2 separate regions of the Homo sapiens genome follow, and region 1 is linked to region 2. Evidence: chromatin loops called from intact Hi-C (ENCODE). Cell type or tissue: ascending aorta. All regions are shown on one strand. Each heading gives the region's core, and the rest is flanking DNA. Links, peaks and the distances in the headings are about the cores only.

Region 1 (16,078 bases), core at 4,770-9,769, 76 kb after region 2:
CTGAATCTGAAAGTAAATAATGTTTATGGTAGTACCTACTACAAAATAGTAAGCATAATTTGTGGTTTTCATTTTGCCAAATTGAGTTCATTTTCTTTCTGAATTGTTTTCTATTTTGTTTAGGTTTCTTGTATTCTTAAAGGTTTTTTCAGAGGTTGAAATGTAAGCCGAGCTACCAAAGATATGAAAAAAAGAATTCTTTGATGCATTTATTTAAAAAAAAATTAATTAACAGAGATATGTAGTTTAATTTTATAACAGTTTCCGTTTTCATAAGTTATGTAAATTTGTATTGATCTGCTTTGTATTTAAAATGTGTTTAAAAGACAGTAATTTATTGTATTCTATACTTTTTGTGTACTTATGGTGTTTTTGTTGTTACTGTTTCGATGAAGAGGGTCTGAAGTAGAGGAAGGATAAGACAAGTTTACAGACATTCTGAACAAACCTGTAAAAATATATGTTGAACCTAATATATATAATATATATTATGTATATTATATGTTGAACCATATATATATGTGTGTGTGTATATATATATATATATATATATATATATTATTTTTTTTTTTTTTTTTTTTTTTTTTGAGATGGAGTGTTGCTCTGTCACCCAGGCTGGAGTGCAGTGGTGCGATCTCAGCTTACTGCAACCTTTGTCTCCTGGTTCAAGCGATTCTCCTGCCTCAGCCTCCCAAGTAGCTGGGATTACAGGCGTGTGCCACCATACCTGGCTAATTTTGTATTTTTAGTAGAGATGGAGTTTCACTGTGTTAGCCAGGATTGTCTTGATCTCCTGACCTCGTGATCCTCCCGCCTCAGCCTCTGAAAGTGCTGGAATTACAGGCGTGAGCCACCATGCCCTGCTGAACCTAATATAATTTATAACAAAGACAGAATTTATCCCTAGGGGTTTCTGAGCTTTCATTAAATTTTATCTGAAATATTTTCTGCAATGTCATCTGTTTAAGTGAGATAAGGCTTTCAGAACTTCTAATTTACCACTAGCCTAAACAGAAGACTTATTATATCAGGTTTGGCCTGGGTCCAGTCCAGTTTTTAGTTGGAAAGCCCCTCAGGAGGAATATCTTTTTGGTTCCTCTGGATGCTCCAGCTGACTCAGGCTGAACTGCTTCTCCGTTGAATCCCTGAGGCATATCTACCCCTGACTTCCAAAGGTGATCTCTGTGGAATAGCGCCAGTGGCACTAGGGTTCCTAGTCGTGTTTCAGACCTGACAGAGCCCAAGAAATACCATATCTCCCCCTCACTGTGCCCTCCAAATGATATTTTTTGGGGCCTCTGTAGAGTTCCTAATAGCTATTTCAACCTCAACTTAGTACTTTCTGTGGTAGTCCACTACAACCAAGGTAGCAGCTATCTATGTGTAAAATAGTAGCTAACTGGCAAGATTTCATAGATAGAAATTTTAATTATCTTAAAGTAGTTAACAGCCGCTAATTAAGTTTCATAAGACACGATGATTTCTTCTTTCTTTTTTTTTTTTTTTTTGTTGGCAAGTGTTCCAGTTACAGGTAAAGTTAGTGTAAAGGAAGAATAGCAATACAAAGTGTCCAATTTTTTTTTGCAGTTCTCTCTATTGAACATCATGAGTCACGATGATGTATCATGAGTTGTATTTCCATTTGTGGTGTTACGTTTCTGTTGTTCCATCCATATATTTTGAAATTTATTCTACCATGAGATATCTGTAACAACTCTCTGTGTTTAGAGGCAGTATTAACTGACTCATACCAGGAAGGAGTTCATGATAATAACTTCATGATTAACATCATGCTGTAGCCAACTGAGCAACCTTAATACCCTGAATGGTCTTAAGACATTTATTTTTTAATGTGAAAATTTCTGTCTGCTTTTAAAGCATGTAGCTTAAAATTAATGAGCCCAACATTGTGGGTTTTAAGCTTAATTACACTAGAATTTTAAGAAGCACTCTGCTGTCAGAACTCCGAAAGCTTTATTGTAGTCACAGTGTTGGAATGTATAAAAATTATAGCTCTGTTGCATTAGAACTTAGTTGACCAGCTTTTGAGAAGTAAAAGCTTGACTGCTGGTTTATATTTCTGGCTTGTGTAGGAATTAAAGGGTGCTAAGTTAAGGTTGGTTCTACAGGTAGCTGACTCAGGGAAGAGAGAGAATGGGGTGATATTACAAGGTAAATTAACATCATAAAGTTGAGAGGACTAATACTTAAGCTCTGCTCAACTGCTCCTGTTAGTATTGACAAGGATGCATTTCATGGCTGATGAGCACAGTTTTGACTTGTGTATCCAGTGGAGGTGTTCCCTTTGGCAAATGGTCCTCCTTTTTAACTAATTTTTATGTTTTAATTGTCTGTATTGGTATTGTGGGAGTAAAAGATTGAAAGACTTATGATTGTCCTTTCTATAGTTGAGAAACCAAGGCAGTATCATGAGCAGGAAGAAACACCTGAGATGATGGCAGCCCGCATTGACAGAGATGTGGTAAGTACAGGAGTCGCCTTTAGATCACTGGCTTTTCTTTTAAGAGGAAAAAGAAAACTTCATAAGAAAATGAAGCTGATTTAAATAGAGATATTTTATGGAAACCATGTTTTCTGTTACCTGTGATGGCTATGCCCTTTGAATTTGCCCTTTGAATTATTTTCTCGTTAAACATTTTTGCCTTTATGCCAATATTTAGTTAGTAGACTTGGGCTATGATAGAAGAATCAGCTTATTAACTAGTTTACATTGGAACTTAGGCTGAATTATTAGATTTCAGGAATGGTACAATTTTTATTTTATTATCGTTTGTAATTCATAATTGAAATATCTTTTTAATATGTCTTCTTGGCATTTATTAACAATGTATTTTAGAATACCTAAGAGATAAAAGTTAAGTGGCATTTTTAAAGGATAGATTTGTAAATCGTAAAGCTTTTATAAAAGATAATGCTACATTTGTTTTCTTTATAGTGATTTACAGAATGAGAATGCTGTAAATGCTTTATTATAGCATTTTCATTCTTTAAATGAGATCTAGAATATGATGTTAATACATTACTTTTTATACCATATACATGTTACCAGCTTATTGAGAAACAAATACTGAAAGGAATTTGAAATTTCTAATTCAATTTTTACAGCACACTATTACATGTTATACTTAAAAGTTTAACCCCAATTTGTAGTCTTAAATTAGAAGAATGTCAAGTTTCACACATACTGGAGAAAGGCAACTAAGACTATAGTATATAAGATAATCAAATTCATTCCAGTGATCTCTGAAAGCATGGTGCATTATTCTATTTTGTCATGTGGAAACTCTTATTAATGCTTAGTATCCTAGACTAGCTATTAGGTTATCACAACAATCTGTATACCTTTAATTCCATGAAGTAATATTGTCAGTGCTTTATTGGGACATTTATCAGTAAAGCAAAAATGTCAGTGCTCTTCTAACAAAACCTATTTTAGAATTTTCCTCCTAACTGTGTGGGAGAACACTGAGAAAATTAGAGTAATTGAAAATAATAATCTGAGCAGATATTGTGAATGCTTCCTTGATGACATTGAAAATAGAGCAAAAGTAAGCTAAAGAAAAATGTAAATGTCAGAATATGGCTATAGGTATATTTAGTTTGATTCTTGTAATTAGTAATAAACTTGAAATTGGCATGTGGGCTGCTTCCTTTTCTAAAAAAACCTTTCTATTATTTACTAACAGAGTACAGCTAAGGTAAAAATAGTTTTGTTTTATATTTTATTCTATAATTTCTAATTTCAGCAAATCTTAAACCACATTTTGGATGACATTGAATTTTTTATCACAAAACTCCAAAAAGCAGCAGAAGCATTTTCTGAGCTTTCTAAAAGGAAGAAAAACAAGAAAGGTAAAAGGAAAGGACCAGGAGGTAAGTTGGATTTTCTTAATCTTCTAATGCCTGGTTAGATCTCCAGTACTGGCTGGGCGCAGTGGCTCACACCTGTAATCCCAGCACTTTGGGAGGCCGAGGCGGGTGTATCATCTAAGGTCAGGAGTTCGAGACTAGCCTGACCAATGTGATGAAACCCCGTCTCTACTAAAAATACAAAAATTAGCCGGGCATGGTGGCATGTGCCTGTAATCCCAGCTACTTGGGAGGCTGAGACAGGAGAATTGCTTGAACCTAGCAGGCGGAGGTTGCAGTGAGCTAAGATCACACCATTGCACTCCAGCCTGGAAACTCCATGTCAAAAAAAAAAAAAAAGAACTCTGGTACTAGGCAGAGTTTTGACCCTCAAGAACTACTTAGCAAAACTTCATTGACTGTGGACTAGGGTTCCTCTTCTAGTTTTGGGGTAGCACTTGAGATTTAGGCAAAGAGTAAGATGAACTCAGGGAAGAGTCCATTTTGGTTATAAGTCAGCTATAGTGAAGAAAGATCCTGGAATGTTTTACCTAAATCACAGAGACTGAGATTCAGGCAGTGACCATCTATCTGTAGTTTTCATTAGTTATTGTAAAATTAAGTATCTGTTAAAGAAAGACATAGCTCTATTCTTGTAGTTGGATTTATTCTGTTGTAAACTAGAACCATATTATTTGTTAAATAAAAGGGTTGACTTACTAAAATATTTAAAAGTTTCAACAGATTTGAATTTTTTATCACAAAACTTTAAACGGTACATTCAGGTCACATACAAAGTCACATACAGACAATTTTGAAGTATGCTGCAGTTCAGCTATTTAAAATGGCCTCAGCTATATAAAATTAAAATTATGGAAGTAATGTTTATACTTCCTCTGACAAAATGGTAGAGATTGAAAGATATAAAATAGTAAATAAATATCCCTTTCATTACAGATAACTTCCAAATCTTTCTGTAGCACATATTTGTATAATGAGCATATGACCTTTGGCTTTATCTTCTGCATGTGAATACATGGATGTGCTTCCTCTCCACATATTCTGAAATTAAGTACTATTGCTTCCTGGTATCTTAAACCACTTATTCCTTTTGAAATTCTCTATGAAAGGTATACTATCCTCTTGATCACCCAGATTCAAAACCACAGATTCTTCTGTGACTTCATTCTCTTGCTTATAGCCAACATCAATTTTATTTTCTCAACATCTCCTGTATCCAGTTTTTTCCCTTTTCATTTTCATATCTAGTTCAAGCTACTATCATTTTTTTTAACCCTGCTTTCGAAGCAGTCTTTAAGCCTCTACTTTTTCATGCTGTGAGAACAATCTTCTTAAAGCTCTCAGTCACTTCATTCTTCTGCTGTAAAGCACGCTAGTTCCATGTTCTATTGATTTAAGTACAACTGTTCGCCCTGGAAATCAAGGTTATCCACAATCTAACCTTGATCTACCCTTCCATTCTCATGTTTCTCTCCTTTTGTTTGTTGTTTCGTATACATGCAATTCCCCCTTTCCTTGTTTTTGCTTATGCTGTTTTTATCCAACCATGATGTTTTTCCCACCACATCACCCTGGACCAAACTTTTTCAAATCCCATCTTATAAGCTACTTTCTCCATCTAATACCTTTTAAGTATCCATTTCCTTATCTCCCAACCAGGTAAGTCTCTTCTCATAACGATTGGTACTTCTCTTGTTATTTATCTGATTCATGTATTTTATTAGCTTTTAAGGCCCTTAGAGCAGGGCTTGTCAGTTACTCACTTGCACAATGTCTGCCATAGAGAAAGGCTACAATGTATGTTTATGGAATTAAATGAGTAATTTGTAGTGCCTAAGGATAGAGCAATCCATTTTGAAATTTGTATCTTCTCAGTTTGTTACAGTCAGACTATGAGATGTAGCACGGTAACTAGGTAGCATGTCTGATGAGATCTTCAAACTTTACAGACATAAATGTGGTTTTTGTTTTTCCATTTAATAAATTTCCTTGGATTTTGCTCTGATCCTCTCCTCTCGCTTATTTCATTAGAGGGTGTTTTAACGCTGCGGGCAAAACCTCCACCTCCTGATGAATTTCTTGACTGTTTCCAAAAGTTTAAACACGGATTTAACCTTCTGGTAAGTGAAATTTATGTATATAGAATTAGAAGAAATAAATGGAAAAGGTGAAAATCTAGTCAGGATGTTTCTGATTAAATTAAGAAATAAAATTGTTTTTATAGATTTTGTGGGGGTGTGTATGTTTTGATTTGCCTTCAGTTAAAACAGCAAATTTTAAAACATATATATCTAAGAGACTTGATTGAAAAACAATGACTTCTATTCTCACTCTATCCATGCTAAAGAATATATTAAAACTGAATCTGGTGGTAAAGACCGTCCCCTCTGTGTCTATGTTGGACCTTTCTGAGTGTCTGTCTTGCTTGATAGTAATCTGTTTTCTGTTTTCTTCATGTTGCAGGCCAAACTGAAGTCTCATATTCAGAATCCTAGTGCTGCAGATTTGGTTCACTTTTTGTTTACTCCATTAAATATGGTGAGATTTTATTAGTTTAAGAAAGAATCGTTCTTAGTATATTTTTTAACCCCAAGTGTCTGTCTGGATTATCTAGACTGCTTTTCTTCATTACCTTGCGTGGGTACTATTTCTTTGCCATTTGTGTAAACATCAAGAATGTAAAATTTGAGAATTTAAAAGAACCCTGTAAATCATCTAGTTTAAGCACCTTATTTTATAGTTGAGGAAACTGGTATCTCTGACAGTGCTAGGGATATGAAAAGAAATAAAGATTTATTGGATACCAGTATTTCAACGTATACTAGTATATAATATCCAGTGCCTTGAATAACGTAGATGTTTTTCTCATTCTCACAAAATAATCATGAGAAGTCTAGTTCTTGATGGATGGTTTGCTCCATGAAGTCATTCAGAGACCCATGTTCTTTTTATCGAGGTGTTCCTTCATCTCTTGAACTGTCTCTGACTTGTTTATTCATTTATGCACTGGTTCTACAAATACAAATTGAGAGCCTTCTATGTGCTTGGCTTTATAGTAGCCCATCAGGAACAAAACAGACAAAAATTCTTACCTTCTTAGAACTTATATTGTAACATAGTGGGGTAGCCAATAACCTAAATAAATGTCTGCATAATACAGTAGTCTAAAAATCACGTGCTATGCAGAAAAATAGAGGAGTGAAGGAAAACTGGGAGTTCCCCAGGGGGATGCACGCATGTGTCTATGTGTGTGGGAAACGGAGTGTTGCACTTTTTGAGTAGGGTTGGTTAAAGGAAGCCTCACTGAGAAGATGTCATTGGAGTAAAGGAAGTAAGGAATGGGTCATGTGGATCCCTGAAAGAAGAGAATTCCAGACGAAGAATAGTTAACGTATAAATGTTCTGAGGTGATAACATGCAAAGCATGTTCTTGGAATAAGTAGAGCTGTGACTTCAACAGAATGAAGAAAAGATTAGAAAGAGATGATATCAGCAGGGTAACAGGAAGACACATCCTGTTGGTCTTTATAAGGGATTGGGAGACCTTTGACAACTGAAGAGTTTTCAGCAGAAAAGGATTGCCCTGGCTATAATGTTTAGAAATTTTGGGGAAGAAAAAGCTAGGGTCATTATTAAAATAATCCAGATGGGGGATTATGGTGCTTGGACCTGGTAGCATTGGAGGTGATGAGAAGTCTGATTTGGTTATAAATTTGCTGCTAGATTGGATATACTGTGCAAGAGCCAAGGATAGCTCCCAGATTTTTGGCCTAAGACTAACAGGATGGAGTGATGATTAACTAAGATGGGGAAGACTGGGTAGAGCAGGTTTTTGGAGGTTGGTGAAAAATTCAGTTTTAAACATATCAAAATTGAGTTGTATCCAGATGGGGAAATTTGAATTGATCGTTGAGTATATGAATTTGGAGTTCAATGGAGAAATCAGGCCAAGGACTGCTTGAGCCCTGGGCATTCGATGTTAGGAGAATGGGAAGAACCAGCAAGTAAGATTGACAAGAGGCAGTAAGGGAGGATAAATCTCATCCTTCTTTCCCCAGGGATAAGTAGACAAGACCTGAATTAGAATATGAAATGAGTATTGCTTTACAAACATAGGAAAGTAAGTAACATTATCAACATGAATGTCAGAAGCTAAGCAATAAGGGACTAGAAGATGAAAGTCCAAGAGTACATCAATAACTTATGAATGCTCCTATATGTTGTTGCTGTATATGGAGCATCAGATTTCTACTTGCCTAATTATTTCTGAATAATTCTTGCTCTATAAATGCTTTTAAAAAATTAGGTGGAGATCAAGGACATACATATGCAAAGAAACTGATACTAGTTCATTAACAAAATTTGTATTCCTTAGTTTTTAACATTTTTGATGCTATCTTAGAGTATTTGGAAGTATTATTTATAAAGAAGTTTTTGCTGCCTCCTCTTATTTATTTCACACACTTTCAGAGATCATATGTAGATATCTAGTCATTACACAGAATAGAGCTGTAACATAACAAGGCTGGTTTCCCTGACATATACAAATTGGTCTTTGTGATCAGGTTATGTACCTGAAAACATTGGTTTACTTGCCAATGTTTAGTATCTCTGCTTTTCTCAAAAATTACACCTTATTAATGGTCTCTCCAATCATAATATTTTGCTGGTCCATTTAATGTTCTCCCTACAGGGCCCCGGACATTTTACTTGGACGAGGGAGATGGGGAGGAACATCTATTCAGGGCCTGCTACTGGCCAGCATGATGTAGTGGCTTTACACCTGCGAGTTGCTCTCCTCTTCCCTCAGCATGGACATGTACACACGAGCGTAGCCACAGCACATGTGCCTGCGCACGTTCTTGAGAGGGAACCATGGCTCTTAACCTTTCATTTATACTTTCTTTCATTTTATTTCCTCTTCCTTCTGTTAAATCAGGTATTTTTATATTCCTCTACTCATTTTCTTTAGTTTTACTTTTCCCTCTTATTGCTACATATTTATTGGAAATGCGTTCGAGGTTGGAAGTTAAAAATTACTGTGCTAGATAGGCAGGGTAGGTTTTGTTCTCAAATAAGAGTTAGCTTTCCTCCGTTATCTGCCATCTTTTTTCATTCATTCCAGTACCACTGTATCATCTGCAGTTGAAAGTCAGATAAGTCTTAGTCCAACTCCTCAAGGAGGGGAAACTGAAAAGCCATAAATTACAGTGTAATAGTGTAATGTGTTACGAATATGCATAAATTACAGTGTAATAGTGTAGGGTGTTACTAATATGCATAAATTACAGTGTAATAGTGTAATGTGTTACTAATATGCATAAATTGTTTAGAGGACGCAGGCTGGGGAGTGGTACATCGGAGTTACACTGTGGGGTTAACACAGGCTTTCACAAGAGTTGGGACCTGAGTAGAGTTCTGAATAATGGGGGAATGGCCTTCTGGGGAACTGGGAACAGCATGTACAAATACACAGAGGCCTAGAACAGTATAGCATGCTGAGAACACCTGGATGATTGGAGCCATTCAAAAAATCTCCTATCTTCTTGTGCCGCATCTCTGAGAAGGTAAGATTTTATAAAGAGACTCTGGTTTCTGCTCTAGGAGATAACTACCATTTTTTTTTTAGCCAGAAAATAGCTCATAAGAAGTAAATTTAGAGCAGTTTTTGAACATCTACTTATCCTCATTTTGCTTATCAGAGAATTGCACCTGTTTGTTTCTGCTGTCATTAAATTATCCATATTAAATCAGAGGAATTTTCTAAAAATAATTCTGGGGAAAAGTACCATAGATTCAGAGTACCAGTTCTCATTCCTGTTTTGCCTTCCTTCCTGGATCCTTTTATTTTTTGTATGTGTGTATAGGCACAGCCATAGACTGTTAACTCTCGATAGTATTGTTTCTCTTGATAGTACTCATTTCGGGAACCGCATTTTTCAAGTTTGGCATAATAGATTTGCCAGTAGAGAAACACATATTTAAAACAACAACAACAAAACAGGGGTAGTAAAATCACCTGATCTAGAATTCTCTGCATAGCCTTTGGTATCTTCCAGAGAAACTATAGTCATATGCAGCCCATAGGCAGATGCTGTGAAAGTTGTTAAATTGTTAACTTTCATTTAGGTTTTAAAGCACTGCTGGGCTGGGCAAGTTGATTTGACAAGCTTTTCTTCATTCAGTAGCACATTGCACAGCATCAAAAGTTAATATGACTATTAAAAAGTAGTGCTTGTTTTTGCCATGGGTTTTTGTCCACACATTTTGAAAATACACAAAGAATAGTAATCTTCTTGCTAAAAAATGGTTTATTATCTTAGGTGGTGCAGGCAACAGGAGGTCCTGAACTAGCCAGTTCAGTACTTAGTCCCCTATTGAATAAGGACACAATTGATTTCTTAAATTATACTGTCAATGGTGATGAACGGCAGCTGTGGATGTCATTGGGAGGAACTTGGATGAAAGCCAGGTAAGCATTTACCACCTATAATGCCTTAAGTACCATTCTTTGTTAATTACATGGATCTAATGAGACATTTATTTAACCTTCTACATACGAAGGACTAAGCGTCATAGGATGAAAAAACCTAAACCCTTAAAGGCTAGAAGTCTAGTGGAAGAGATAGAAGTGTATGTAATATAAGGCATGATATACCTTAGGAGTGAGTCATAAACAAAATGCTGTTGGTTGGCAAGGGGGACCAGTCAGGAAGAGGATTTAGACAGGAGGGTAGTTAGCTTTCAAAGAAGAGCTGTCATTTAAAATCGACAGGTACACATAGGGTTCACACACACATACACATGCGCGCGCGCGCGCACAGTGCTTGCTAGTCCATGCACTTTACAGAACTACTCTTATTATCCCTATTTTGCAGATGAGGAAAGTAAGGCACAGAGAGGATAAGTAATTTGCCCAAGGCCACACAACTTGTAAGTGACAGAGCAGGGATGTGAACTCGTGCCATGTAGCTCTGGAGTCAGTGTTCATCATTGGTTTGCTAAACTGCCTTTTAGCAGGTTGGGTAGGATTTCCACAGTTCCATAGTAGGGCAAGGGCCTGTCCAGGTAGAGAGAGAAGCAGAAGTGAAGGCATAAGGTAGTCAAGAGAAGAAAGGATGAAGATGTGTTTCTCTGGAATATGGACTTCGGGTAGCAGATCATTGTGGAAGGGCGGGAGGCGGATGGTATTAAAATGAGCATATAGAGATGAGCATATAGAGATGAGGGCTGGATTATGCAGGCTTTCAGTGCCATGCTAAAGAGTTAGAGTGTGGTTCTGTAGGCTGTGGAGAACCAATAACTTTGTGAATAGAGGTGTGACATAATTACATCTATGTTTTAGAAAGGTCAGTCTGGTAGTTGAGGCTAGAAAGGACAAGGACAAAAGTAACTGGAGGCAGAGGCCTTTTGAGATGCTAATATCGTAGGAGAGGCTCCTTATAAATCAATTTTCTTCAGGACTAGAGAGTCACAGTGGAACTGAAAAGGAAGAGTGGGTAATTTTAAGAAATGTGCATTTGTCAATAAAGTGATTATGGAAGACAGATTATTAACAATTGTAGTACTAATGCTTGCTGAGCAAGGCAAGGTAAGAAAATATTTCTAATTTCATGATTGTAAATAAATCATTTTTGCTTTGCTTATTTATCTAAATCTTTTTCTTTATTTCACCACTTAGAATAAATCACTTAGTATGGCCACTTAGACATTTGTCTTCCTAATGCTTTTGAATGGGCTAGCTTAAGAGTCATGGGCCAATTCATAATTTTTTTTCTCCATTTTTCTCCTATTGAAACATATACAAACTTTTCCACTTATTTTCTGGACTTTGACAGTGGCTTGTGTTGGAATATAGTTAAGCAGAAAATTCTTTGAAAGCATTGCAGTTGTTGCTTTTAAATTGAAAATATTTACATTTATTTATATTATTTATGTACTAGTATAGCATAGTGTATGCTGTATAATAGTGTTCTTGTTATACTGTATAAAAACTGGTTAAATAGATCTTTTTATTTTTATAATTTTAATTGATACATTATTAATAGTTGTACATATTTTCAGGGTACATATGATAGTTTGATACATTCGTATAATGTACAAAGGTGAAATCAGGGTAATTAGGATATCCATCACCTTAAATATCTTAAATATTTATGCTAGGAACATTTGAATTTTTCTCTTCTAGCTATTTTGAAATGTACAATAGATTAGTGTTAACTATAGTCACTTTACTGATCTATCTAACACTGGGTCTTAGTTCTTCTAGTCAATGTACGTTTGTATCCATTAATCAACTTCTCTCCATCCCCCTGCAACCCTGCCTCATCCTTGTCAGCCACTAGTAAACACCAGTCTACTCTCTACCTTCATGAAATCCAGTTTTTTAGCTTCCACATATGAGTGAGCTTATTTCGCTTAATGGAATAACCTCCAGTTCCATCCATGTTGCTGCAAATGACAAGATTTCTTTCATTTTTATGGCTGAATAATATTCCATTGTAGATCACTTAAATCTATTAGATTTATATAGGTTATGATTTTATGATAAGCCTCGGTGGCATCCTTTAATTTCATGAAGTTTATTAAATTGATCAGGTCTCACATTACAAATATAGCTCAGGCTCTTTAATTTCTTTGTTTAGGGTTCTATCTTAAAATAAGAAAATTAATTAACATTCAAAAAACTACATCAAAACGAAATATATTGTTAGCTGTTAACACACGGAAAGGGTCATTTTAGATCCTGATTGTTAAGAGTATTAGGAAATGAATGTACTGACTGATTTAAAAACTCATAAAGGTAAAAAGAACCATGAAAGTCTATAACAATCTGAATAAAATGGCTGATTTCATCATAGTAGAACTATAACATGAAGAATTAAATATGAAAGATGAAGCAACATATTCTAGCAAAAATGAAGCCCTCGTTTTTGTCCTAGTTATTTTTGTGGTTCATGAATGATTAGGATCTTACAGAAATAAGTTTCACTCAGTGTCATTAAATGATGAACCCATATGATTGTGATTACAGATTAGTTTACTGATTAAAACAGAGCTGATACATTTAATTTATAAAACTGGCCATCTGTTTCAGTTTAGGGGACTTCATAAATTTAAAAATCGTAATCTTAACTTGCTGGGCTGTTTCTCTTTTGAAAGATATATCTAATACCAGGAGGTTTCAATAATGATGGGAGGGGAGTGAAGGGAAAGTTGAGAATCTGAAACTACTTTAAATGTTAGAGAAGTTTGTGCTCTAAATACTTATCACACTCCTAGCTCCATAATCCCTTCTTACACAAATTTTTAAAAACCTATATCCATGTTACAAAGTTGAGTTTAATGGAGAAATGAGGCAATGTTGGGAAAACAGATCATGCAACAGAATTCAATCTTTCTTTCATTTTATTAAGGTGTGAAATACTGGCATAAACATGTTTGCTTTTTCTTTTTGGGTGGATGGAAGACAGATTAGGTCTATGTGCTGTTTTTGTTGTTTGTTATTTATGTGTGTGTGCGTGTGTATGTCTAGCCTTACTGAAGATAACTGTGAGCATGGATACATTCCTAGATTTTATTGTTTATATGCCTTCATTCCCTCCTGCAGAGCAGAGTGGCCAAAAGAACAGTTTATTCCACCATATGTTCCACGATTCCGCAATGGCTGGGAGCCCCCAATGCTGAACTTTATGGGAGCCACAATGGAACAAGATCTTTATCAACTGGCAGAATCTGTGGCAAATGTAGCAGAACATCAGCGCAAACAGGAAATAAAAAGATTATCCACAGAGGTAGTTTTTTTTTTAACATTGCCCTCTGTAGACAGTGTAATTATCTGTGTATTCTCTTGTAATTCTGATTGCAAGTTCTCATTTTATTCAACTGAAAATTGTTCTAGAATCAAAGTCTGAATGTTACCCTGTCCTGAATTACCTCTCTCTCTTGCCTCTGTCATTTTTTGTGACAGTTGCTCTGTTCCTCCGTGAAGCCCAACCCCAACCCAAATTGCTCTCCTATAGCCTGTCAGCCCCCACCCCTCCCCTTGTTGCCACTGTTTTCCTGGCTCTGGCGATCCTAAGTCAGCTTTTTTAGGATGACTTTCTCTCCTTGTCAGGGAATTGCACTACTGCCCTTTGGCTTATTTCTTTATGTTTTCCTCTCCCATTATCAGGCCCTCAAGACAGTTCCCTGAACCTAGATCCTCTAACCTGTCTTAAGCAGCTGTTTCCTGAATTCCCCCAGTTAATTAATTTCTCTCCTTCTCTTCACGTTGCTTTGCCTCTCTTCTCCTCTGTTTGTTTTCTTTCTTCCCTTTTGCCTAGTTCTAAAACTCTGGAGTCCTATCAGCCTTGCTAGAGGGCCCAAGTTCTTCTGCACTCTAGTCCTTAGGCTCAAATGATCATTTATAAAACTACACCTTGAGGAGATCTTAACATTCATTTTATCTTTTAAGTATTTAATAATATTTAGAGTATAACCTATTTGGGAATCAAGTTGAGGGAATGAAATTGAGTATGCTGTTTTGTCACATTCCCTAAAAGTGATGTTTCTATGACTCTTCTTGTTTGTTGGAAAAGAACATTGAACATTGATTAAAGCTGGACCAAACACAAATAGGATGATCAGAACCCGAAGAGTTAGGTGAATGAGATCTAGTTTGAAGAAGAAACAGTAAATGATGACTAGATCTTCCCGAAATCCTATTATTTTTATTTAATTCCTTAGATTAATTTTCTCAGACTATCATAGGTATTTATAATGTGGCAAATATGTTATGAGGGAATGAATTGTCAAACCATGGTGTATTATATCCTGTGACTGCTTTTAAGGGGAAATGTTTATCTAAATTAAATTTTAAAAATTGTTCCCTTTGTGGACTATTCTTTGGACAATAAAAATAATATTATAGAAGTTTGGTTGAATTCCTGAAACTTTAAAAATAAAGCAAACATATTACTTTGAAATTATTTTTTCCTAATGCAATTTTTTTTTCCCTCTGGCTGTATTATAAGGGAAGAGGTGGATTCCATGCCTGTCTTTCCCTCTAAATGAATAATTAAGATGACCTCACTGCTCGGTTGGCAAGCATATACCCCTGCCTGTATTTCATAGTTCAGGCCTCATCACTGTGAATTTTCTTTCCATTTAAAGGGTAGTTTTTCTAGAGGAAAGAAAATATAATCAAACATGAAATTATGATACACTTGCTGTTGCTATAGTTACAGCTGACTATTTTTACATCATAAAAATTTCTAGCTTATAGCCTTCATACCTTAAATAAGAAAATATACTCACTTTATAATGTATGCCTCAGAAATTCACTTTTGTGATTTCGTTCTCAATTTGTGTATTTAAGAAGAGAGTAATGTGTTCTGGGCTCCCAGGATATAAGTTTGTCTACTTTCACTGAATAATTAATTTTAAAAGAGGAATTATTGAGAATCCTTACTTGTAATGAGTTATTATTTTCCTGTTATAAACTATATTTCATTTTATGGCTGAAGTAGTTATTCAGAGGTTTAAAAAAATGAAAAACACATTCTAGCAGTTCCAGGGAATTTTATGCCTTGAGATTTTGTTGGAAAAGAGGCCAAGTAATTGTGACTTAAAAAGCAAAAAAACGTAATCATCCCTAAAAGAGATACTTTATTATACTTTATTGCTACTATAATAAATGCATTTACAACAAGACTTGGGTAATTCAGGATCTGATGATTTTTGTTTAGGATTGAAAGACATAGGTGACTTGGAGTGACAAATATGGGTGGCAGTACTCAGCTTCCTTACTTCCTCTGAACCCTAAGCAAACTTTGGTAGTCATCACAGTTAGTCATTTGTCATCATTTCTCTTCTCCCTTTCAGTATTCGCAGTTGCTCTCAGGACCCAGTGATTTCCTACTGCTGACTTCACTGTTATGTTCAGAGCTGGGCAAAAGGTGTGGGTGCTTCCAACAGTTAGAGCACTCCCCTCTTTAGAACAGCCTTTAATTAAAGATTACCTAATCTAATGTAGTGCCTCTACTCTTTCCCAGGGAAATGATAAACTGAATTAATTGAGCTCAGATTTTTTTAATTTAAATGGCTGAAACTTGTTTATTTTTATTTATGTATTAATTACAGTATCCTGATAATGTCACCTGCTTTGTCCATGGATAAACTCAGCCCTCCTCCTGATCACTTTGTC
Region 2 (16,078 bases), core at 3,809-8,808:
CTTTAAACATTTTTTGTAACCTCTTTAAGGCCTCAGCATCTTCACCTGTAAAATGGGAGTAATACTATTCTCAGGTTATTGTAAAGATCACATGAACTAAGGTATATGATGTGTTTTGTGTTGTACCTGGTACATAGAGTGCTATCAGTGAGTATTAGCTATTATTATAGATTAAAGGATCTAGGCTTAGAATAGTAACCCAGGGATGTAGTCTGTGCTATATTAGAGCAATCTGCATAGACATGCCTGCATGGACTAAGGGGTCAGAATAAGACCAAATGAAAGTCTCTTGAGAGTCGTGTCTCAGGTTTGGTAGATTTAGCTCCACCATGGACTGTTTAACGTGGCACGCTTAATGATTTAATCTGAGGTCCTTGGAGTGAAGGTGTATGCTTGTAAGTGGATTCAACAAACATTTATTAAGCACCTGCTATTGCCAGGACTTTGTAGCTGCTGGTATTACAAAAAAAAAACCAAGTTGGCCTGTGTCCTTTTGTAGTTTATATTCCAACTATGAGACAAATATGCAAACAAATGACTGATATTAAATACAACACAAGTGCTTTAAGGTACTTAAAATGCCCTAGGGCATAATAATGCAGAATGCCCTAGGGCATAAAGTGAGTTGGAAGGAAGTTGTTCTTTGTTAATATTTTATCTTCAGGGCTAAGAATGTTCTTATTATAGAAGGACCTTCAGTAAGTTCAATGAATTATTTTGATATTTTTAGTATAGATTGATCCTTCAAACACCAAACATATTGAAAATGTAACTTAACTTTGGGTATTTAAGTGACAGAAGCCCATCTTTAAATTTTCCTAACAATATTATTTATCCTTTATCTTCACAACTTAGGTGAATAGGAGTTATAGGCAAAATCTTGTTAATTATGTGAAGACTACCTATATCTGCAATGTGCAAAAGGGTTTCTTAGCCACTCAGGGTGGGTGTGTTTCTAAATGATCATTTACATCTATGGGAAATATAGCTGGCAGTTGAGAAATGAGTCTAATATTAGTTAGAATAAAAGTGATATTAATTAGAATAATAGTTAGATATTCACAATTAAAATATTAGCTACTATGTATTAAACACTATCTACCAAAAATAACACTAGGAAATATATCTATTTCGGTAGTTTATATACAAAATTAAAATAAAAAATATTTCTGTGAAGAGCGAATTCCCCTCATTTACTATTTGTTTAGCTAATTTTAAAGTTTGTATAAAAAGTGGAAAAATGCTACTCTTTCTTAGTTTCTGAGTTTTTAATGACAGGAGTCTTAGGGAAGTTTTTCATGTACTTACAAAAAACACCTGAGGAATATAGAGCAGATAGATCCAAATCATAAACATGTATTGGTAAATGAGCAAAAATGGAAAATAATTGGTGTCGCGGGACTGTTGAAACAGATTTAATAATATTTAAAAAAAAGTCACTAGGATATGCTTTGAGAACTATATTTTCTACAACACAGTAGCATCATTAAGTTTTTAATATTTGGGTATATAATAGTTAGCATCATGGGCTCTGAAGCCGGACTTTCTGTTTTCAGTTTTAGTTCTTCACTTACCAGTGTCACTTTGGGCAAATAATTTAATGTCTTCATGCCTCAATTTTATCATCTGTTAATTTAGGATAATAATAGAACTTCCCTCATAGGGTCATTGTGAGGATTAAATGAGTTCATATACATTAGGCACTTAGAGCAGAGCCTGGAACATAGTAAGCTCTCAGTAGATGTTAGTTGTTGTTGTTGTTGTCATTATTTTTCTTTGTAGAAAGGAGGAGGGATGGAACTTCTGATGCTTATTTTTAATCTATGTTACAGAGTCTTCCCTTTGGTATATTTTTTCTAAACTATTTTGTTTGTTTCAGCCTTCTTAAAGTCACGTTTTGCAACCCTTTCTGAACTAAAGTGTCTAGGCTTTGAACTTCAGTAGCTGGTAATGTCATAAAAGGAGAAAATTAAACATTATATGTCTTTTGTTTAACCTCTATTACGGCACCAAATAGTATTACAATTTATTGATATTTATGGTGGTATTTTCTACTGAGCTGTGAGCTTTTTGAAAGAAGAGACCTACACTATTGTGTTTAGTACACTGTCTGGTACTAGGTATGAGGCCTGAGCCCCTAATAGTTGTTCTGTTAACTATACTAACATCTCATTTATCAGGTTTACCTAATAGTGTGCTTTTCAAATTCAAAAACAACTGAGTTTCCTAGCTGTCTAGCTACATGAATTAAAGTATGTTACTTTAAATATGAAGATTTTATTTTTTTAAGTATTTAGGATAATTTTTCTTATAAGCATTGAGCACATCCCATCCTTCATAAGCATAATGTAAATTCATCATCATGCGTACTGTTTATTGGGGCTGTAATATAGTGTCTCCATGGAGGGTATTGACATATGCTTGGTTGTATGGTTCTATATCACATACTCTGAGGATGCCTTATGCATTTTTTCTTTGCATCTTATGTATTATTTTTCTCTCATTATCATAATACACCAATTTCTTTCTTCTTTCTGCCACATCTAGCAACCCTAGCTTCCTAAATTCAAATTTAATGCTTCTAACCTGCTGCGGATTGATTTGCTTACTAACTTCATTAGAACCTATAGAAAAAGAAAGATTTATTAATAAGATCTTAACCAAGCTTGAGGGCATCTTCTGTGAGTAAAATGCAGAAGTTCAGCACATAGATAGAGGGTGTGACATCTATTTAGCTAGCCATATAGGTTTTACACTTACTTTATGACATTGCTGAGGTTGTCATATATGTGTGGCCTCCAGGCAAGTGATTTTTTATTATATTAACCTCTGTACAGAAGAATGAAATTCTCTTCAGTATTTCCGTAGTGTTAACTTATGGCGTTGGAATTCAAATCCAGATCTCCTTTACTCCAAAGTCCATTTTCCTTGGTGCTAGACTCATGTTATAAAAAAGTTAATATTGTTAATTATTACAGTTCATTAAAGTGACATGATACTAGGATAGTTTTTGGTTTAAAACACAAACTCGGCCCGGCACAGTGGCTCATGATTGTAATTCCAGCACTTTAGCAGGCTGAGGCAGGAGGATTGCTTGAGCTCAGGAGTTTGAGACTAGCCTGGGCAACATAGTGAGACCTTATCTCTACAAAAGAATTTAAAAATTAGCTGGGTATGGTGGTACGCACCTGTAGTCCTAGCTACTTGGGAGGCCAAGGTGGAAGGATTGCTTGAGCCCAGGAGGTTGAGGCTGCAGTGAGCTATGATAATGACACTGTACTTCAGCCTGGGCAATAGAGCAAGACCCTGTCACAAAACACAAAAAAACACAAACTCTTTGTCTTTGTCCTATTATTGGCATTTTTTTCTATATAAGTTTTTAAAAATATTGCCAATTATGGATTGTTTAAATATTTAATTGATAGATACATATTCAACATATATTTTACAACAGTAAGTTACACAGATATAGGTTACATTTAATAACATGCACTTTTAAAAGGTCTACAATTTAAATAACCTGATTACTATGTTTATTTGTAGGCTTTGAGCTCAATATACATGCACATCTACATAGAAGAAGTACTTAAATGTGCCTATTTTACTTACAGTTTATAAAACGCTAGAAAAATATTAAAAAGATTCAAAATTAAGTAGCTTTGAGGCATTTAGGATTAGACATGGATTCAAATCATAGTTTTAATCTTAGAATGTTAGCTTTTTCAGTACTTCCTAGGGTTACTGTAAGGATTAAGTCAAGTAGCATTAACGTGGGATGCGCCATAAGACAATATTTGATCCTTCATGATCTCTTTCCTCTTCATTTTTTCCATCTATATAATTTTGAATCTTGATAAAAAAGAGGGAGCAAAAAAGTATAGGGAAGAATGAAATATATTTCTTAAGCAAAAGCAACTATGGTTTGCATATTGTGCTTCAAAATGAATATTTTTCTTTTATCATTTTGTTACATGCAGAATACCTTTAACTTAGCCTTCATTGGACTAAAGTAGAAACGTAAGAATTGGAGCTTATTTTCATTTCTGAGGTGAGTTCATTTGTAGAAAAATTAGTATACTTAAATCAGTCTACTGTTTCTTTGGAAACTTTGTCATTTGCATGTACCTGGGAATACTACAGTTATCCATGAAATGCTGTTAGTGTGAAGTCGTGGTGAGGGTTCCAGGCTAGGCATTCGGAGCTCCCTGTCAATACCTGGGCTGTGCTACAGATGCCCTTCAGTGTTGTGACCCTAGTTCCTTGACATCTTTGTGTCAGTTTGCTTATTTTTAAAATGGAAATGATATGGCAGTTGGCCCTGCTTACCTTCCAGCTTACATATTATAAGAATCAATTGAGATCATCGATATGAAAGTATTTTATTATGAACAATGTAAGGTAGAAGTATTAATATCGTGAAGTGTCACAGTGAGTTAAATGGGAATTAACAAAGTTACGTGCAGAGAATCTTTTTTGTTTTTTTTTGTTTGTTTGTTTTTTGTTTTTGAGACAGAGTCTCGCTCTGTACGGAGTCTCGCTCTGTCGCCCAGGCTGGAGTACAGTGGCGCGATCTCGGCTCACTGCAAGGTCCGCCTCCCAGGTTCACGCCATTCTCCTGCCTCAGCCTCCCGAGTAGCTGGGACCACAGGCGCCCACCACCATGCCCGGCTAATTCTTTGTATTTTTAGTAGAGACGGGGTTTCACCGTGTTAGCCAGGATGGTCTCGATCTCCTGACCTCGTGATCCACCCGCCTCAGCCTCCCAAAGTGCTGGGATTACAGGTGTGAGCCACCGTGCCCAACCACAGAGAATCTTTTTAAGCATGAAACTTTTGAATGTTATTGTAGCCTAATGCCCCTGGAACAGTAGTAAAACAGGGCCATCTTATATGTTGTTTCTGAATAAACTGGCAAACAAATAGAAGAAAAGGAAGAGGAGGAAGCAGCTGAGGAGGAGAGAAAACAAAACTAAACTGATTATATGGTCTTGAAAGCATTGACATTTTTAGAACTACACATCACTTGAAAATTTTTGAAGGCATTGTTAATCTATAGGTTATTAAAAATGAATTTTCTGGCCAGGCATGATGACTCAGTCCTGTAATCCCAGAACTTTGGGGAGGCTGAGATGGGAGGATTACTTGAGCTCAGGAGTTTGAGACTAGTCTGGGCAACATGGAGAGACCCTTTCTCTACAAAAAATACAAAAATTAGCTGAGGGTCTCACTGACTTGGGAGGCTGAGGTGGGAGGATCACTTGAGTCCAGGAGGTGAAGGCTGCAGTGAGCTGAGATTGCATCACTGTACTCCAGCCTGGGTGACAGAGTGAGACCCTTTTTCAAGAAAATAAAAATAAAAATGTATTTTCCATTAAAAACCAGCTTACATTATTTTCAATGTTTTTACATTTCTTGCTGTGGAGAAAAGCCTAGTCCCTTCTCTAGAATTTTAATCATTCATCTGGATGCCTTGATATATGTGGTATGATGCTTAGTAAAATGGAATGGATATTTCTTCTATCTCCATTAGTTTTTCTGTTTGTTTGTTTTTCTTTTTACCTGCCTTTATTTCTGTTGTTGTTATTCTTCTTCCATCCACCAAGAACATGTGGTCCTCTTATCTCTGGGCTGAGGTGTTTTCACATGTCCTTTTATTCTTTCTTCATCTCACAAAAGGTATATCTAGGCTTTTTAAAGGTGCCAAGATACTATTTAATGAACAATATGATATGGATTGGCTCTGTGTCCTCACCCAAATCTCATCTCAAATTATAATCCCCAGAATCCCCATGTGTTGAGGGAGGGAGCTGGTGGGAGGTGATTGGATCATGGGAATGGTTTTCCCCATGCTGTTCTCACGATAGAGAGTGAGTTCTCATGAGATCTGATGGTTTTATTAAGTGTTTGACAGTTCCTCCTTCACACACTGTCCCCTCTCACCTGTTAGACGGGCTTGCTTCCCCTTCCCCTTCCACCATGATTCTAAGTTTCCTGAGGCCTCTCAGCTATGCTTCCTGTTAAGCCCGTGGAACTGTGAGTCAATTAAACCTCTTTCCTTTATAAATTACCCAATCTTGTGTAGTATCTTTATAGCAGTGTGAAAATGGACGAATACATTATATTTCTTTCCAGTATCTGTTTTGGGAGAGGAATGCTGGTCAGCTGCTAGTAAAATCATCTCCATGTACTCCATTATTTAGGTATCGTTCAATTCTAGTGTGGTAGTCATGACTACCTAGGTGGTCATTTTTGTCTAATGTTGCAGCTGCTATTTCTGTGTCTTAGTCTACAAGAAAACGTTATATTTTCCTCACATAGCTTACTTATTCTGTTCCTTGCATAATGACCGAGGTGGCTGTATTCAAAGCCTTAACAATGATTAACAACATGTCCTTTAATCTTCAGCGCTAGCTCAAGAGTTTTATTCTCCTGTGGCCACTGTAACCTCCAAACTATGAGTAATCTGGCAAGTACTTTTGTGTTCTCTTTATTGCAAATCATATTCTTTTTCATCTTTAAGAAATGTTGTTTCTTAGTAAACAGTAGGTCATTTATTTGACTTCTCCAAAAAATAATTGACTATTTAAAGAAAAATAGTTTTAAGGAACATTTACCAGTTGCTTTTTTATGTAGATAGTGAGTGTAGGATGTAGCAGATAGGCCGGGCTTCATAGTCTTCACTGTTTAGTTTTGGGCATGCATGCTCTCTGAGCCTTAAATGTTATAGTTGTAAAAGGGGTGTAGTGTTGGGATTGTTAGGATTAAATGAGATAGTGTATATAAAATGCCTCGTACATTGTGGAGCACAAAGAAGTTCACAGAATAATGTAAGTATTGTTATTACTGATATCTTCTCCTCATTGTTGTTGTCATTATCACCATAATTATGTGGGAAAACCTAAAGGGAGTTTTGTACTAATGGGCTCAAAATGGAATGCATTGTTGATGAAGGTCTCGATACAGTAGATCACCTTGACAAATTGTGTGTAGTCATAGTTTCTTTGATACACCATTCATCTCGTTAAGATGAGAATGTCCAGCCAGCCCTAGAGATATGTCAACATTTCTGGCTGAGATTAATATAGACTTATGAAAATGGGTTAATTGGTCACTAATGAGCTGCATTACTGGGAATAGGGTTAGAGTTTTATGAAATGCGTAGTTTCACTTTAGACTTACCTACTCTCAGGAGTAGGCAGTTATTTAAGTAGTAGCCAGTTTGAAAGAAAAAAATCTACCTTTTCAGTTTGTTTCCTTTTTATGGATAAAATGAAAAAATTCCATCCTGAAATCAGATTTTAAGGAACAGATATATATAGTGATTAACCACCCAGCTTCCTTTTGCCTACACACACACATGCACACACACACTTTATCTTCTGTTTTTCATTCAGAATATGACTGCACAAGCTGTAGGGGTTAGCTAACAGCACACTGAACAGCTTTTTGCTGCCAGTTTGGGGGATGATTGAAATTATTGACCCTTACACGAAGACAAAATGAAATATTTTTATGCAAGAATACTAGAAAAAAATCTTCTCTATTCAGAAAATACTTTAGCTCTTAGAATCTTTAGCATGAAGTCACATGATGTGAAAAAGCCAATTAAAAGTCAATTAAGGCCAGGCATGGTGGCTCATGCCTATAATCCCAGCACTTTGGGATGCCAAGGTGGGTGGATCACCTGAAGTCAGGAGTTCGAGACCAGCCTGGCCTACACGGTGAAACCCCGTTTCTACTAAAAATACAAAAATTAGCCAGGCGTGGTGGCAGGCACCTGTAATCCCAGCTTTTGGGAATCTGAGGCAGGAGAGTAGCTCGAACCTGGGAAGCTGAGGTTGCAGTGAGCCGAGATTGTGCCATTGCACTTCAGCCTGGGCAACACAGTGAGACTCCATCTAAAAAAAAAAAAGTCAATTAAATATTTTTAATGGTGGAAGGCTTATTAAAGTTTTATATTCTGAATTTGTCTTCAAAATACTTTGAAAAGAGAATAAACATTTCCAAGGCTACAGGAATTCTGTTTAGAGGATTTGGTTAAGCTAGCTAAAAACCTGGATAGCAGTTGCCCATGACATTTTAATTATTCTATCTAAAAAAGATGAATTTCTATGTCATATATAGATATGCCTTTAAGGTACTATGATATATATTTTTGACTGAACTTTTTGCACAAGAGGCATTTCTGAAATAAGTAAATGGGATATTTGAAATGTCATCTGTGAATCTATTTTTAAAGCAGTATTTAACATCTAATAGACCTTGTGTGCTATTGTAGATATTCTTATTTATATGTAAAGGAGGGCATGCCATTTGTATCTCTTTTTTTTTTAGTTATATGGGAGATGCAATTATTTTCTGAGGGGAGTGAAGGAAAAGAAGGGCTATATTATAATTTGAGGACATAGTTATTATGGGAGACTCTCTTAAGGAACCAACAAGAAAGGAAGTATAGATGAGCAGCGGTTAGAAACTAGTCGATACTGATAACAATGTATAGTGGTCCTAATAGGTTCGTAATTCTCTTAAAAGGAAAACAGGAAGCAAATACAGAGAAGATTGAGTAGTCATATGCCAGGGTAAAGAGAAGGCCCCTGCCCTCAAAGAGTTCATAGTTTTATTTACAAACTAGAATTATCTATCTTAAAGTCCCATCGTTTTTAAGCTGCCTGCAGACAATTATAGTCTAGTTCTAGTGTATCTTGTTGAATCTTTATTTTTCAGAATTGTCTTCAAGTACCTAGCTCCATGCTTACAGTTTATACTCCCCAATATAGGTTAAATTAAACTGGATGGAATCAAGTGCTAAAAAAAAAGTCATGCTTTTATTCTTCCAGTGATGGACAGCAGAAGTTTTAGAGTAATCAAGATCTGAATTTGAAACCTGGCTCTGCCACTTAACTTATGTGGTCTTGGGCAAGTACCAAACTCTGAGCTTTTATTTCTTCTGTTGTAAAATCATGATTATCATACCTATTTCATAAGTTAGCTGAATGGGTAAATGACTCTGTGTGTGTGTGTGTATTACAAAAGTGTTTATCAAATAACTGTAATTATCAATATGGTTATCAAAACTAAGGAAAAGTTGAGATGCCCCAAAGTTATAGAGATGGGAGTTGATATAATGGAGAGGGTTCCAGGTGACGATGGACTTCAGAAGCTACACAGGTGAATTTACAGTGTTGTGATAGCCAGTACGGAGCCATTTTAGGTTCTTGATCCCTAGAAGTGTATTGTGAATAGTTAAATCAAAATGTATTTAAACAGGATTAATCGAGAGATACTATTCAAGAGGTGTGTGGGGAGGTACAGACCTTGAGAGTTAATCATACCTATGTAAACATTAATGAAGGCACTGTACATATCAAAATAAACTGTATTCCTGCTTATAAAAAGTACCTCAACATATTTAGACAGATTGAAATCATACACGCATTCTGTGAACACAGTGGAGTCAAACTAGAAATCAATAACAGAAAGATAAGTAAATCTCCAACATTGAGAAGATAACACAACACACTTCTAAATAATCCATAGGATAAAGAGAAAATTTCAAGGGAGATAAAAAATACACTGACTAAATGAAAATGAGAACAGAATATATCAAAATTTGTGGGACACAACTAAAGAAATTAAAAACTAACAGAAATGCAGAATGCCTTTGATTCCTTTGATGCCATCAGTAGATTGGAGAGGGCTAATGAAAGAATCGGTGAGCTTGGAGGTAGGGCAATAGAAACTTCCCTAACCGAAGCCATAAGAAGAAGGAAAAAACTGAAACAGAATATTTAAGAATTGTGAGACAATTACAAAAGGTGTAACATATGCAGAATGGGAATGCCATGAGGAGAAGAAAGAGAGAAAGGATCAAAAGAAATATTTGAAATAATAATGACTGAGAATTTTCCAAAATTAATGACAGACATCAAACCACAAATGTTGGAAGCTCAAAATTAATGAGAGACGCCAAGCTCAGGACAAACACCAAAAAATCTACAGACAGGCATATCTTATTCAAATTGCAGAAATTCAAAGACAATGGGAAGATTTTGACAGGTCGGGGGGTGACTTCACCTTACCTTTAGGGGATTAAGGGTAAGAATTACATCGGACATCTCTTCAAAAACTATGTAAGCAAGAAGAGAGTAGAATGAAGTATGTAAAGTATTGGAAAACAGAAACAAAAATCACTTAGAATTCAGTATCCAGTAAAATTATCCTTCAAAAGTGAAGGAGGAGTAAAGACTTTCTCAGACAAAAGAACTGGGAATTTGCTGCCAGCACAGTGCCTTACAAGAAATGTTTTTAAAAAAGATGGATTTACAAATATTTTCTGCTAGTCTGTGGCTTGTCTTTTCATTTTCTTAACAGTGTCCTTTAGCCCATTTTTATTGGCTTGAATATTTTGCTACCAAAGTTTGATATTAACATATATTGTGCTTTAAATATTTCTAGAAATAGCATCTCTGCAACAAACATTTTCAGTTTAAACTTATTGAAAGTCTCAGGAATGGAGTGTTGTTTTGTGTTCAAGTAAGTCACAAAGCATAAATATTTCACTGAAATGTAAATAGTAAAATCTGTGATTTTAGGCCTTGTATTTTCATGTAAAAGATATATGCTATCCTCACATAAATATGGTGGTATTAGGAGCAATGCCTGACTCTTCAAATTCTATTAATGACTCAGCACCCGGGAGAGTGTTCCTTATTATTGTTGCTGTGTTTGTGTAACATTCTCTAAGGTTCTTTGTAGTGAGGAACAGATGACCCTTCCATGAGTCGGGATCCAGTGTTCTTAAAAGGGCCACTGCTGTAGTTTCTTTAAGCTTCATCTTGGATTGTTATTAGCATGGCAAGGACACTGGATAAGTTATATACACACATACACCCACAAGGCACCCCCCCTGGTTTGAAAATGGAATCTATGAATTGGCTTCCGTGCCTGCTTTTATTGCCATGGTGATGAATAATCTGCTGAGTTTTATGGTTGGCATGATTCTTCTGGATTAGGTCACTTGTGTTTTCTTTCTATAATACCAGTCGACTACGCTTTTGGTAACAGTTAAAGTTCCATCACTAAAAAGCTAGTAGGTAGAATGCAAAACTAATGATTTAGTAGAATTAGCTACATCAATGCTTTTTAATCTGTTGATTATTCCCTTTCAGTGCTAAGTAGCAGGGGCTTACTCATTTCACAGGGCTTTAAATCTTTCCATTGCAGTCAGACCTGGTAGGGAATTATTCTATGCTGCAGTTATAAGTTTTTCATCATTTATTAAAGCATTATGGGAGAACCATCTTGATAAAAGCATCTTAGTAAAGGAAACTAGACTTATTTATTTTATTTTATTTTTTTTGGGGATGGAGTCTCGCTCTGTCGCCCAGGCTGGAGTGCAGTGGCACAACCTTGGCTCACTGCAACCTCCACCTCCCAGGTTCGAGTGATTCTCCTGCCTCAGCCTCCTGAGTAGCTGGGATTACAGGCACGCGCCACCACGCCCGGCTAATTTTTGTATTTTTAGTAGAGACGGGGTTTCACCGTGTTGGTCAGGCTGGTCTCGAACTCCTGACCTCGTGATCCGCCCACCTCGGCCTCCCAAGGTGCTGGAATTACAGGCGTGAGCCACTGTGCCCAGCCTTATTCTTTATTTTAATGAGTCAGAATTTTAAATACCTTGCTTTACTGTATTTACAAAAGTTGTAGCAATGGGTCAGTTGTCTTAAGTTAAATTTATTAGTATCTACCAACATTAAAGGAAATATTAAAGTGTTTCAATTATGTTTAAAATAAAACACAAGAATGAGGAGTGATGGACACAAGTAAAACAATGAATTTGGGATGATAAAATGAGTTGTTGATTTAGAAATATATACTATATGCCAAATGGTCAGATCTACTTGGGGATATAGTGAGAGTTAATCTACTTCGAATCGTTGCTTCTAAAGCAAACCCAGTTGTGTAAAGTCCTACGTATAAAGGTAGATATTAAATCCACGAGGGAAGTAATCAGAACCCCAGGTGCCCAGGCTTTGTAAAAAATTTAAACAGTAAAAACGTAGTCACTTGTACTTAACTTAGATTTAACTAAACAAATTCATAAAATTTCCTGAGTGGAATGATGGTTTCAGAGAGCTAGTGAGTTTCAGACCTTGAAAAAATACCACTCACTGAACTGTAGTCATTCTTAACTGTTTAACAATTGAAATCTAAGTTGTCATATGTTTAAATTAGTACAGTTCTGGTTATGCTGTGTCTTTTCCAACTCATAACTTTCAGTAATGAAAATAGCTTTCTATTTAATTAGCCTGAATTAAATTTTCCTCTCTCTTCCTTCTACATCACTAATGAAAGTGGAGTAATCATTTCTGCTTCAAGGATGACTATATGATTTCATTTATCCCTAATATAGTACACACTACATAGTAGGCACTCGGTAAATCTTTATTCATTCTTTCAGGAGGCAAAGCAGGAACAGATTAACTAATTACCAGCTCAGACCAAGTTAAGAAAAATAAAGCTACAGATTGTCATTTCAAAATTTGCCTCTTTTTGCTGTCTCACTATTTTAAGGAGTGCCCACTATATCACTAATATCTCTGGCAAGAAAGCATTCCATGTGTATGTATGTAAGTGTGTATCTTCATTTTTTGCTGTCACCACACAGACATCAGGCTTTTTCACAAAATCTGACCCCCTCCCTTGACCATTTTTTATAACTACCTGGCATGTATCACTACAGAGCTTTTGTTCTGGTCCTTCTACTTGGACTTTGGCAGATATTTGAACTCTTCTGAGCCAGTGCTTTCCTCTTCAGGGATTTGTTTTTAAGATTTTCTTCCTTGCCAACCACAGAGACTGAATTTTATATCCCACAGATGAGTCTGAGATTTCCAGCCCCCTCCGTAAATCCCATCACTCTGTCACTCTTGACAGTGTAATTATCCCTTTTGTTTCTTGCTGCTTTCCTGCTTGTAATCTTTGTTCCTCAACATGTCCTTCATCTGAAAAAAAAGGCACCCAATCCTTCTTGCTTTGTCAGCTCTTTAATTTCTCTTGTGAAATAGTCCTCAGATATCAGCTCCCCACAAAGGCTTTCTGGAGGAGAAGTGGCATTTTGCTTCCTTAAATCTTTCTGTCTATTCAATTTTCATGAGTGACTGATAACTAGCCATCATATTAAAGTCTTCTGATCTTATATTTAAGTATGATTTTTTATTAGATTTATGTTTTGTTCAGTGTTTATGCTGTTCAGTGTATGCATGTGCTATGTGTACACTTTTAATATGTGTATCTATACCTGTATTTGTAAAACAGAGAAACCTAAAGGCCAAATTCTGCATCTTATTTTTGAACCAATCAAGCAGCCTACTGATGTGAGACAAATTTCAACAAATGCTTAAGACACACATCTGATAAATATATAATAAAACTTGTATGTTGACAGAGCTTGTAAATTTTTAAAATTCATATTTTTCCATCTTTTTGTTCATTTCTCTGTTATTTGATGATGATGAGTCAGGATTCTTTTAATGAGATAATGAGATCTTTACAGGTCTAATGTCCAAGGTTGATACTGTGGTGGTGAGTGAATCACCATATGATGAAGACCCATTGTGTCACCGTATTTTAGAATTTTTCATAAGGTAACAAAGGTATGAGAATTAGGCAGGACAATGTAAATGAAGTGCCGTGTAAACTACAAAATGTATGTGCACACCCATGCAGATTTTTTTTTTTTTTTTAGTTTTTTTCCTTTTTTTTTTGAGACAGGGTATCACTATATTGCCCAGGCTGGATTTGAATTCCTGTTCAATTCTTCTGCTCAAGTGATCCTCCTGCCTCGGCCTCCCAAGTAGCTGGGATTACAGGTGTGAGCCACTGCAACCAGCTACATGACTTTTCCGGAGATCTCTTGAGGGTGATTTCAGGTGATACACAGTTAGTGGTATGAGATAAAGCACATTGCTGCTAAAATTCCAGACAGTCCCCATAAACGAGTAGAAATTGCTTCAGTTATCTAGCAGGTAAGTATCAGATTTGCTGGCTTATCCTGATTTATTGACACAGATCTGTGGACTGGTGGTATCCTATTGGAATGCAGAATGACATTTACCTTGAAAAAGAAAGTGGATTTTTTTTTTTCCTAACAAGATACCTAGGAGTGAGTGATCTGTGGATGTTGAATTTTTTTCATTGTGACATAATTCAAAATGACAAAGTGAACTGAAGACTTATTATTTTCATGCATTGTATGCTATTTTAAGTTTTGGAGAAAAGAACTTCGGAGATCTTATTAGTCTGTTTTTACACTGCTGATAAAGACATACCCAAGACTGGGTAATTTATAAAGAAAAAGAGGTTTAATGGACTCACAGTTCCATTTGGCTGGGGAGGCCTCACAATCATGGCAGAAGGTGAAAGGCATGTCTTACATGGTGGCAGGTACGAGAGAATGAGAGCCAAGTGAAAGGAAAAACCCCTTATAAAACTGTCAGATCTCTTGAGATTTATTCACTACCATGAAAACAGTATGGAGGACACTGCCTTGTGATTCAGTTATCTCCCACCAGGTCCCTCCCATGACATATGGGAATTATGGGAGCTATAATTCAAGATGAGATTCCGGTGGGGACATAGCCAAACCATATCAGAGATTGAAAAGTTTTAAAAGTAAAGTGATATCCATACTTACAGATATTGAGATGTCTGTAAACAGTCTCCCTTACAAAATAGAGCAATGCTAAGATAATTTGTGTGGGAGATATGCATATGTATATCGTATGTCTTTCTAAAATATTCATACATAAGACTCATACAAAGTGACTATTTAATATGTACTTATTATACCATAACAGTCAAAATTTGAAATAGAACTGATCTGAATTAGTTTATATGATTTGACAACACATAAAACTTTGATAAACTTTATTCATATTAAGAAAAGCTACTTTTTCTTTCTGGGTCTAAGTCTCATGTTTACCTAATGTTGAAGTCTTTGAAAGAAGACTTTTTGGTGATATTTTACATATACCTTATACATAAAGTACACAGTTTATCCTGGGAGTCTGAGATGAGGATTGAATATTGACATCAAATTCTGAAAGTTCATAAACCTTAGGATTCACTGACCCAAAGGTGATGTTTTGATTTCATATTAAGAAGCCATAGAATTTTTCTGTTAAGTCAATGAATTCTAGAATATTCAAAGTCAATAAAAGATAAAGAATAATGACAGATGTCTCTATATAAATGATGTAATGATGCTTTTGTACTAGTATAGTTAACCTGTTGGTTATCTTCAAATTTAATTCTGTATTTACAGTAAAAATTAAGGTGACCTTCTGGGATTTGAGAGGTAGCATGAGGTTAGTGGGTAAACTTCATCTTCTTAAGTATAAAATGACTTTACTTAAAAGTTGATCAAAAACTTTTGGTTTTGGATTAAGTATAATTAGAATAATCTATGGAGGTATACAGTAAGGATTACCACTTCATGAGATTTATAAAAAGATAAACAGATGTGGTTTTTAACTTAAGGATGTTATTGAGAATACAGAAAGACATAATCTATAACCTTTTTTGAAGTGTAGATATAGAATAGGTCTACGTTAATTTTTTAAATTAGAACTTGACAGTGAAAACATAAATCCAAGATGTATGTATATTTTGGTCTTCAGGAAAAATCTTATGCATATTTGTACCTTATACATATACAATTAAAAATCCACGCTGATGACTAACAAATGATTCCTATTGATCTAAAAGGAAAAAGATGAAAAATCAGCAAGAAAATATTGAAAACTTTAAGAGGAATGGTTTTAAAGAAAGGATACCATCACTACTAAGCAAAGAAATAGTAATTTTTTCCTCTATCAGATTGAAAAAGATATATATATATTTTTTTGAGACAGGGTCTCACTCTGTTGCTCAGGCTGGAGTGCAGTGGCACAATCATGGCTTACTGCAACTTTTACCTCCCAGGCTCAAGTGATTCTCCCACAGCAGCCTTCCGGATAGCTGAAGCTACAGGTGTGTGTCACCATACCCAGCTAAGTTTTTGTATTTTTTGTAGAGAG

What was found. Hi-C counts contacts between places; a loop is a spot of excess contacts. Peaks named below come from ENCODE experiments on the same cell type or tissue, not always from the same donor. Only the 100,000 strongest peaks of a DNase experiment are listed, where the experiment ranks them.
Region 1: it touches region 2 in a loop (2.0-fold over the local background); 2 of 110 quality-filtered maps call a loop at or near these places.

What each region holds. Positions count from the first base shown.
Region 1 is chr12:15,648,430-15,664,507 of GRCh38, reverse strand. EPS8 (EGFR pathway substrate 8, signaling adaptor) reads left to right here. Exons shown (of 21, transcript NM_004447.6): 9 at 2,409-2,482; 10 at 3,768-3,894; 11 at 5,923-6,011; 12 at 6,355-6,429; 13 at 10,215-10,363; 14 at 13,502-13,685. Among named protein-coding and RNA genes, the nearest start is that of EPS8, 130 kb to the left of the region's middle. In ascending aorta, for the core only: no CTCF peak of the experiment used is centred there; no DNase peak of the experiment used is centred there.
Region 2 is chr12:15,723,139-15,739,216 of GRCh38, reverse strand. The region is part of intron 1 of EPS8 (EGFR pathway substrate 8, signaling adaptor); the gene reads left to right. Among named protein-coding and RNA genes, the nearest start is that of EPS8, 58 kb to the left of the region's middle. In ascending aorta, for the core only: no CTCF peak of the experiment used is centred there; no DNase peak of the experiment used is centred there; H3K27ac peaks cover 447 bases.